Linked DNA regions of Homo sapiens: region 2 is linked to region 1. Evidence: read pairs that join two places in POLR2A ChIA-PET (ENCODE). Cell type or tissue: MCF 10A. All regions are shown on one strand. Each heading gives the region's core, and the rest is flanking DNA. Links, peaks and the distances in the headings are about the cores only. Region 1 overlaps KIF13A (kinesin family member 13A). Region 2 has its middle 460 kb from the start of TRQ-CTG1-1.

Evidence for each region. ChIA-PET counts read pairs that join two places held together with the same protein. Peaks named below come from ENCODE experiments on the same cell type or tissue, not always from the same donor. Only the 100,000 strongest peaks of a DNase experiment are listed, where the experiment ranks them.
Region 2: POLR2A ChIA-PET joins it to region 1 with 5 read pairs; 1 of 35 experiments calls an interaction of 5 or more read pairs at or near these places.

The regions. Positions count from the first base shown.
Region 1 is chr6:17,802,096-17,807,480 of GRCh38, reverse strand. It overlaps KIF13A (kinesin family member 13A), which reads left to right. Exons shown (of 39, transcript NM_022113.6): 19 at 1,866-2,006; 20 at 2,971-3,120. Among named protein-coding and RNA genes, the nearest start is that of NUP153-AS1, 98 kb to the right of the region's middle. In MCF 10A, for the core only: a CTCF peak has its summit at 3,095 (motif pointing right); a DNase peak (open chromatin) is centred at 3,110.
Region 2 is chr6:19,295,492-19,300,876 of GRCh38, reverse strand. No RefSeq gene overlaps it. Among named protein-coding and RNA genes, the nearest start is that of TRQ-CTG1-1, 460 kb to the right of the region's middle. In MCF 10A, for the core only: no CTCF peak of the experiment used is centred there; a DNase peak (open chromatin) is centred at 2,736.

The DNA of each region.
Region 1 (5,385 bases), core at 70-5,069:
AGGGTGGAGTTTTTCCCCACCCTAGTAAGCTTGAGGGTACTGCAGGAGACCAGGGCGTATCTCAGTGCTTATCTCAACCAGGTAAGACATTCCCAGAGCGGCCGTTTATAGACCTCCCCCCACAATGCATTCCTTTCCCAGGGTATTAATATTAATATTTCTTGCTAGGACAAGAATTTAGCAATATATCTCCTACTTGCATGTCTGTTTATAGGCTCTCTGCAAGAAGAAAAATATGGCTCTTTTTGTCCAACCCTGCAGGCAGTCAGACCTTATGGTTGTCTTCCCTTGTTCCCTAAAAATCACTGTTATTCTGTTATTTTTCAAGGTGCACTGATTTCATATTGTTCAAACACACATTTTATAATCAATTTGTATAGTTAACACAGTTATCACAGTGGTCCTGAGATGACGTACATCTTCAGCTTACAAAGATAATAGGATTAAGAGATAAAAGTAAAGACAGGCATAAGAAATTATAAAAGTATTATTTGGGAACTGATAAACGTCCATGAAATCTTCACAATTCATCTTCCTCTGCTACGGTTCCAGCCGGTCCCTCCGTTTGGGGTCCCTGACTTCCTGCAACAGTTGTTGTTTTTTGAGACAGAGTTTCGCTCTTTGCCCAGGCTGGAGTGCAATGACATGATCTTGGCTCACTACAACCTCCGCCTCCCGGGTTCAAGTGATTCTCTTGCCTCAGCCTCCCAAGTGGCTGGGATTACAGGCATGCGCCACCACACCAAGCTAATTTTGTATTTTTAGTAGAGGCAGGGTTTCACCATGTTAGTGAGGCTGGTCTCGAACTCCTGACCTCAGGTGATCCACCCACCTTGGCCTCCCAAAGTGCTGGGATTACAGGCATGAGCCACCGTGCCCAGCCAGAAAATTGTTTTTCTATGACTCAGAAAAAAAGAAAAACTAAATTTAAAAAAAGTAAGAAAATTGTTTTTCATCCATTCACTTTTTCTTCCAGCAAGCAAGCTAGAAAATGAGTCAGGGAGTATCTTATCAGTCTTACTGGGTTTTAGTCTTTTGACCTAGTAGTTCCCCTTTGGGAAATTTATTCTAAGCCCATAGTCATAGAAGTGTCCATAGAGATTTATACACAAGGATGCTTATAGTGGACTTTATAATAGCAAAACCTTGAAACAGACATGATGTCAAACAATAGAATAATTACTCAAATGTATAGTACATCCAAATGCTAAGGACACTGCTGTGTTGCCATTAAAAAATCATGGTTATGGCTGGGCCTGGTGGCTCACGCCTGTAATCCTAGCACTTTGGCAGGCCAAGGTGGGCAGATCGCTTGAGTACAGGAGTTCGAGACCAGCCCGGGCAACATAACAAAACCCCATCTATACAAAAAAATACAAAAAATAAAATAAAAAATAGTCAGTCATGGTGTCATGTGCCTATAGTCCCAGCTACTTGGGAGGCTGAGGTGGGAGGATTCCTGGAGCCCAGGAGGTCAAGGCTGCAGTGCACTAAGATCATACCACTTCACTGCAGCTTGGATGATAGAGCAAGATCCTATCTCAAAAAAAAAAAAAAATCGTGCTTATGAAGAATATTTAACAATACAAGAAAAATGATCACAATATCAAAACTGGAGAGAGGATTGGGGTATGAAGTTATACTTTTGTTTGGTCTTGATCGTGATAAAAATTAAAAAGTGTGCATGAGTGTACATAGAAGGTAGAAAATAAACCAGACTATCCTCGTAGGTGGTAGAATTTTATCTTCTTTTGTATGCATTTATGTGTTTTGCAAACTTACTGTGTTACTGTTGTATATATATTGCTTTAGCAATCGAAAAAGGAGTTATAACAGGGTTTGTTTTGTTTTTCTTCCTTATGCAGAGAGGTGCAATAGTGAGTGAACCAGCTATCCAAGTGAGGAGGAAAGGAAAGAGCACCCAAGTGTGGACCATTGAGAAGCTGGAGAATAAATTAATTGACATGAGAGACCTTTACCAAGAATGGAAGGAAAAAGTTCCTGAGGTAAAAGAGACAAAATGTAATGGAGATTTTGTTATGTTAAAAACAGAGAATATAAGCGATTTAGCAACACACACACACACACACACACACACACACACACACACGGAGATGTGCTCATGATACGTTAGATATTATATTAGGAAAATAAAGTACAAGTGATTTTGAAAGAAGCGCTAAGTTGGATCAGTAATACAACACATGATCCCCACACAGTTGGGAACTAAATGAAGAAAACATATAGTAGATTCTTATTTGGCTTCATGTTTACTACATTTCAAGTGAAAAGAAGTAGAATGAAGTAAATTTATGCCATTTTATCGGTGCTGTGAAAAATCAGCTTGACTGGAGCCAGTGTGGATTTCGCATTCATTAATGTGTGTTCACGCACCCCTAGCTGTGATCGTGGCCAGGTAGATTACTAAGAGTAATTTAAGCTTGCATAATCCATTTTTTGGACATTAGCAGTGGAAAAGAAGACTTGGCAAAGGAGATGAGGCAAAACAAAGGGGATGAAATGAAAAAGCTGCAAGTGAGGTAGATAAGGAAGACAAGGCAGGAACTGAAGAGGAATCTTCTGCACAGGCATTAGTTAGCTCCCCAGCAAACAGGCCCCTCCCATGGGCTAATTCTTTTTTTTTTTTTTTTTTTTTTTTTTTTTTTTTTAATGGAGACAGAGTCTCGCTCTGTCACTCAGGCTGGAGTGGTGTAATCTCAGCTCACTGAAACCTCTGTCTCCTGGGTTCAAGCGATTCTCGTGCCCCAGCCTCCTGAGTAGGTGGGACCACAGGCGTGCGCCACCACGCCCAGCTAATTTAGTTTTTATTTATGTGACATTATAATTTTACTTGCTGTTTAAATGGATAGATTCTTTAAATTTTTTTTCAAATGCTAGTTTTAAATAATATTATTTAAATTGATGTTATGTTTCTTATTCGTCCACTCACTGGCCCCTCCTACTTCTCAGGCAAAGAGACTCTACGGAAAACGAGGTGACCCTTTCTATGAAGCCCAAGAAAATCACAACCTCATCGGGGTGGCGAATGTATTCTTGGAATGCCTCTTCTGTGATGTGAAACTTCAGTATGCAGTCCCTATCATCAGCCAGCAGGGGGAGGTAAGCACAGGCCAGCCTTGGAGAACGATGGTGGTTCAAGTTTTTTGTTTTGTTTTATTTTGTTTTTCATTCTATTTAAGCTATGTTCTTGAGGTGGATCAAGAAACTAAGGCAAATAGTCAAGGTCTGCATTCTTTTTTCTCTACTAATAATCGATATTAGAAGCTTTGAGGATTAAGTCATGGTTTTGTTTGTTTGTTTGTTTGTTTGAGACGGAGTCTCACTCTGTCGCCCAGGCTGGAGTGCAGTGGCGCGATCTCGGCTCACTGCAAGCTCCGCCTTCCGGGTTCACGCCATTCTCTTGCCTCAGCCTCCCGAGTAGCTGGGACTACAGGCGCCCACCACCATATCGGGCTAATTTTTTGTATTTTTAGTGGAGACGGGGTTTCACCGTGTTAGCCAGGATGGTCTTGATCTCCTGACCTTGTGATCCGCCCGCCTCGGCTTCCCAAAGTGCTGGGATTACAGGCGTGAGCCACGGTGCCTGGCCCAAGTCATGGTCTTAAAAGATTATTATAACATTTAATATTTGGAGGTCACAAGTTTTTTCTTTGTTTTAATCAAATGGGAAATATTTTGGAAACCATATTCAGCTCTGTGCCCCATATCGCTCTCTCTTTTTAAAGGTAATCTCATACCTTTGCGATATACTCTAGTTCCTTCCTGGCCCCTAAATGGTCTTTGTAAGATACAACTCAGGAGGATTATTTTGCAGTCCAAAGTACTCAAAACAAAACAGGCTTCAATGACTCATTGTTACCCTCCTTTTAAACTCTGGTATTTCAGCTATTTAGATATAGTGGCCTAGGTAGGCATAAGATATTTCAGAAAATGTACGTTGAACTACCAGGTTATTTCTTGTGATTCTTAGAGCAGGTGAAGAATAAGATGCCATTCTGCCCAAAGTGAAGCTGCGATATAGACCCGGGTTCCCAGTTGTGGGGTGTAAGTGCACAGCCCACCCTCCACTATGGAAACACCCCATGGACATTCTGCTCCAGAGGACCAGTGCCTAACAGAGCTTTTTCCCATGGGAAAAATGGGCACAGTTAGGAGTCTGAAACCAGCCTGGTCAACACTATGAGACCCCATGTCTAAAAAAGAAATTTAAAAATTGACCAGGCATGGGCAGAGTGCAGTGGCTCACGCCTGTAATCCCTGCACTTTGGGAGGCAGAGGCAGGTGGATCACAAGGTCAGGAGTTCAAGACCAGCCTGGCCAATATGGTGAAACCCCGTCTCTACTAAAAATACAAAAAAATTAGCCAGGCTTAGTGGCGGGCACCTGTAGTCCCAGCTACTCGGGAGGCTGAGGCAGGAGAATCGCTTGAACCCGGGAGGTGGAGGTTGCAGTGAGCCAAGATCACACCACTACATTCCAACCTGGGTGACAGAGCAAGATTCTGTCTCAAAACAAAACAAAAAAAAACAAAAAAAACACAAAAAAATTAACCAGGCATGGTGATGAGCACCTATAGTCCCACCAGCTACTCAGGAGGCTGAGGTGGGAGGATCACCAAAGCCCAGGTAGGTCTAAGCAGCAGTGAGCCATGATCATACCAATGCACCCCAGCCTGGACAACAGAGCAAGACCCTGTCTCAAAAAGAAAAAGCACAGTTAACATGGCAGAGTGATTCAGTGGCTGAGTCCCTAGTTCAGGACTTCTTAATTTGGAGTCTGTGGTATGCTTTGAGTATTCCATGAATCCCCCTGAAATTATATTAAAATGAATTAGATTATCGAAAAGCATTAAAAAGAAAAAAAAAAGCTTGGCCGGGTGTGGTGGCTCACGCCTGTAATCCCAGCACTTTGGGAGGCCGAGGCAGGCAGATCACCTGAGGTCCGGTGTTCGAGACCAGCCTGACCAACATGGAGAAACCCCATCTCTACTAAAAATACAAAATTAGCCGGCGTGGTGGCGCATGCCTGTAATCCCAGCTACTCCGGAGGCTGAGGCAGGAGAATGGCTTGAACCCGGGAGGCGGAGGTTGCTGTGAGCCGAGATCGCGCCATTGCACTCCAGCCTGGGCAACAAGAGCGAAACTCCGTCTCAAAAAAAAAAAAAAAGCTTAAGAACAACTATCTTCTGATTTCTTTTATTTCCTTTCTTCCCCCATCTTACTACTTCCTCCATATTTGTCTTACTTCTCAGATATCATCGAGTAATTTCTTGTAGGTCCTTGGTGCCAGTACCAATTGCTGTGTGGAAATTGGATCTGATCTACCTTTAAAAATAACCTTCCCTGTTTAGGATGATAGCAGTAC
Region 2 (5,385 bases), core at 284-5,283, 1.5 Mb before region 1:
TGCCCTGGTGAGATTCATAACAGGGACTATAGTTTTTTGTAAGTTCCACCTAGTCAAAACATTGAAAATGGTTAGGTTTGGCCATTTCGCTGGCAAAATGGGTTTTCTTTATGAAGATTCTTTTTCCTTTACTTCTTGAGAAATTGCTCAGGAGTTGTTTTGTTGGCTATTAGGATGAATTTAAGAACTTATTGTCTATTTTATTGCCATGATTTAATGCTGTTATTTTCCTGCCTATATATCCTATTCATAGGACCCTACAATAGTGTTTGCCCTAGACTACCCATTGTGAGAATGTATACAAAAAAGCCAATGGTACTGCAGACCATCCCTCTTAGCTCTGAAATGCATTCCATGCCCTTATCCCTATCCTACTAGGGTTTGAACCTACATCAACCTTTTCCAGGCTTTCTTACCAGCTTGCTTCCAGGTAACAAGGGGAGGCTCTAGTGGGAGACTGGCACCAGAGGGAAGGAGACATTAGATGATTTCCCTGTTTCTTTCTGCCTAGCAAGGTCTCTGCTGTGTCTCGTCAGTGGCTTTAGCTCCCACTAGCCAGTTCTTTTCTTCAAATTGCCAGCTCCCTCCAGGCAGGCTTACCATAGTTCCAGCTTCTACCAATTGAGCTGTTTGGAGGCCAATTCTAATGTACTTGGTTGAATCATTAGTTTGATTTCCTTGAAATCATGTTTCATAGCTGTACTTGTACATCTTAGCTGCAACATCCCAATGCACAGGTATTGGCAGCTGCAGTCATCATTGAGGCCCCAGTAACACCACCTCTTCTCAATGTCCCTGTAGCCCTAAAAGTGGTAGCCACTTTCTGCAGTTGTTACCTTCCCTGTTTGCTCTCTCAGCTCTTTTCATATCTTCAAAAAACATTTCCCACCATTACATTTTTTTTCTTTTGAATTATCTGGTATAGGTTTTGTTTTCTTAGTTGGAACCTACCTAATACTGTAGGGAATTACTAGTTTTTTTGATAGAAAGTTCTTTGCTATTCCCACCATGCAACCACATAGACCTACAAATGAAGACCACATTCTTTGTAAAAAGAATTTCTCTGCTAAAATCCTTCTATTTTCTGTTTGTTTCATAAGAAATTTAAATTTTTCATGTACAGATTATGTATTACATGTTTGGGCAGTGAGAAAGTTCTTAAGGAATTGACGCCCTAAATGTATCAAATAAGCATGGAGCCTATCATTATGGCAGAAACCGTGGTACATTGTGTTCCTCATGTCTTTTTATTTTAGTCTTTGCACTAATATCTTTCAGATTTCCTGTTAAGTAGTTTATGTGCATTTCAATCTCAATAATGCCAGAACAATCTTTTGAATCCAATTTAAAGTTGATAAAATTGAATAAAGAAACTGTTTTCAAAATTGGCAGATAGCTTCCATTTAAAATACAAGCATACATTAAAAGCTACACATAACTTGTAGTTTGGGACGAAAGACTGGTTGAACTAAAGGGGAGCTGGGAGTTAGTGCTGGTTGAGTGAGCCTAAAGCTTTGGTTGAAAATCCCCAGAGGGGTCTCAAGTCAAATTACGCAGAAGCACAAGCAGACATCCCTGGCAGGGCCTGGATCACTCTGGGGTCAGCCATCTTCAACACAAAAGTGGGGATGCTGAGTGCTTGTCCGTGTTAATCACTGCCTAAATCATAGGGTGGGGTTAGCAGAATATGCATCACTCAGGTAGGTCTTTATCTCCACATAATGACTTTGGTCTTTTCCATAGCAAGTGCTGAAGTGTACTACAAGGGGAAAGAATAGCATTCATAATTTCTACTTTTTAAAACAGCAGAGAGAATGGTGTTATTTTTTTAAGAAAGGAAATTTAAGTTTTTCATTTTGCTTAAAGACTCAGGAAAAGCTTCCATTAGACAATTTTGCGTCGTGCTGCTGACAAAAACAAAACAAAACAAAACAAAAAACACAAAAAGCCAAGGTTGGTGGGCTGTGGAGAGAATTCCCCTCCCTTGGCTCAAAAAACCCCCCAAAACCCAAACAATAACAACAACAAAAAACCCCACACAAAAAGCATGTTAAATAAAAACACAAGCAATCGCTCTCTTGCCTCATGCACAAAATAACAGAGAAAAATCTGCATTTTGTTCATCAAGGTATAGTAGACAGAGTTTTTTTTTTTTTGAATATGCTTTCAAATCCTCTGGGACTTTACAATTTATCAAGAAAGGCACATTCTTCCTAATGAAAGGTTACTGACCTTCATGAATGTGACAGTTCAATTACAGCCCATTCATATGCAGAGCAGCGTTGATAAAGGATTTGGGAAATGTGACTAGCATAGCAAGAAAAAGAAAAATGTCTAGGAAATTATTATTAGTTTTTAAAATTTTTAATTGCAAAGCAAGAATAATAAATAAGATTTGCTCAGGTAGTAGAACCATTTTTTTTTTCCCTGTAGCCCAGCATCTCATTAGATTTGCTTCAATTAATATGCTGGCTCTTTCTTTTTTCTTTTTTCTTCCTAATATTTCTGCCTTTTTAATCCTCTAAACCGCTAAACCTAACAAATCAAAAAGCCCTTGGGGTTCTGAAATGCAGGGTTTCAATTTTTTTTTTTTTTCTCCTTTTTCCTTTGACTGGCAGGGCAAGCTGGAACGTGTCTTAATGTTATTTTAAGGGCTTGATACTATTTAGACGCTGAAATGGACGGATGGAGGGATACAAGGGGGAGTGTACATACTCCCAACCACCCACATACATGTACTCATGGTGGGAGGGGCCCACACTCACGGGAGGTAGGCCCTTCCAGGACAGGGAATCTCTAAGCCAGGTCCTGGCTAGACTTGCTGGAGCCAGCCTTTAGCCAGACTTGAGTGACACCTGCAAGCTGCTGTTGGCTGAGCTGCTCCAGGTGTGGGAAAGATGATCTGATGCCACTTTGTAAATCAGCAGAGAATGTCACTCAGCCAGAGCTCTCTGGAATATCCCAGAACCAGGTTCTTTTTCAGCAACTGCTAGTAGAGATTCTCCAATAACAATACATTTTTCTTTAAAAGTAAGACAAAATACATCCATCTATTAAATTGCTCTTGGGATATAACCAATATAAATATTTTAAGCAATTTTGAAATATAATTAGTATTTTCATTTTTAATACTTTACCTTGGAAGTTAATATCAGACATGTGTGGGTGGTATGTATGAGTGGTTGAATGGTAAACTTGACTGAAAGCTCTGAGAAAAGACACGTGTTCCAAGCACCCGTCATACTGCCTAGCATGTAGTGATCATTCAGTATTTGTTGAACAAATGAATCCCTTTTCCTACTGCGTTTCTTTTCCACTCCTTCATTTTTGGATAAGCTGTATGACCCATCAATTATTCCAAGCTTGTCCAACCTGTGGCCCGTGGGCTGCATGTGGCCCAGGATCGCTTTGAATGTGGCCCAACACACAAATTTGTAAACTTTGTTCAAACATTATGAGATTGCTTTGTGACTTTCTTTTTTTTTTTTTTTTTTAGCTCATCAGCCATCGTTAGTGTTAGTATATTTTACATGTGGCCCAAGACAACTCTTCTTCTTCCTATGTCACCCAGGGAAGCCAGAAGATTGGACACCCCTGAATTATTCTTGAAGATATTTACCCTGTCTAATTCACTCTTATAAGTGGCCTTCCTCCTCTACTATTCCTAGACCAACGATTTGCCTTCAAGGCACTTTCAATCAGATTGTATCCTGAAGGCAAGTCTACTGCAGAATTAAGAATGCATGATTTATATATACTTAAGTTAAAGTATACATAAATATATATACTTAGATGAAATATTTTATATTTTCTTTATTTTCTCAAACTTCACTTTTGCTTAGATGTCTTCATTCTTGCATAACCTACAGGGCATGACAATGTGTTGAAAGATGCCCAATAAAATCTTCTTTCAATTAATAATTTTCTGTGTTTCAAATCTAGACATATTCAGAGCTTTTAGAAGTTCATTAGTTCTGACTCAATGCTCTGGGAAGATAAATTCTGGACATAAAATAAGTCTAGATCACAGTTGCATGCTTTATGCCTTTTGATATTGTCTCTGATGTTCCTTCTAAATATCCTTTTTACCTTGTTAATTTTTGCTATTACCCAGAGCCACTGTTTAATTATGAACTAACTTTCTTTTAATGAATCCTATGTGTTATATTATGCATTTTTAGATTTGATGAATAATAACAGATTATATATATATATTGTTTTTTTATTTTTTATTTTTTTGAGAAGGAATCTCTCTCTGTTGCCTAGGCTGGAGTGCAGTGGCACGATCTCGGCTCACTGCAAGCTCTGCCTCCCAGGTTCACGCCATTCTCCTGCCTCAACCTCCCGAGTAGCTGCGACTACAGGCGCCCGCCACCACATCCGGCTAATTTTTTTTGGTATTTTTAGTAGAGACGAGGTTTCACCTTGTTAGCCAGGATGGTCTCGATCTCCTGACTTTGTGATCCACCCGCCTTGGCCTCCCAAAGTGCTGGGATTACAGGCGTGAACCATCACGCCCGGCCTAAATAACGGATATTAAGTGGAAGAGCAAGCCCTTAAATACTGGTTTGTCTCACTTTAAAATCTTTTCACTTAACCAGGTCACTACTATATTATGAAATGGACTTAGCAACAAGTAAAATGAAATCTAAACAAAAGACTTAAATAATAAGAACATTGTATTGTCTTATATAACACATAATCCCGGGTAGGGTGGCTCAGTGTCAGGCAATTTAGTTGTTCAAAAATATAGAGGATCCAAGTTCTTCCCATCTCTCGTATCTGCTGTGTTTATCTGGTATCCCTAGATGTGCTAATTTCCTCATGGTCACAAGATGGTTGCCACAGCTTCTGGCATCCATCGCATTCTTACTTATATTTTCATGTAAAGTCAAGATATGGTGAAAAAAAAATACTCCACATATTTTCCTTTGGAGTTTCATTTTAAGAGCTAAGAAATCTTTCTGTGGAGCTTTTTCAGTAGTTTTACCTTCATATCTCATTAGCCACAGCCGAGTCCTTCCTAAACACATCATTGAAAAGAAAATGAAGTGACCAGAATTAATTTAGACAAACCAAAATCTGTTGGGGCTGGGGCTGTCCTTTCCTCAAAAATATGGCTGTAGAGAAAAAAAAATGTGGGTATATGTGAACAAAATTTTGTTTCTTTAACGAAGATAGGGAGTAGCTGTTGGCAGGCAACCAATGAAGTCAGTTATAACAGGGATAAGGTTATCACCAGAGATAAGGAGGAAGACAGGGAAATACTAAAAAGGGAAACTTGGAGCTCAGTGGGAAAAGAAAGGAAAAAAAAGAGTAATCTGGTATAGAGAAAGTGTTCAATAATTGCCAATGACAGAAAACGAATGAAATGCAACTTACAAC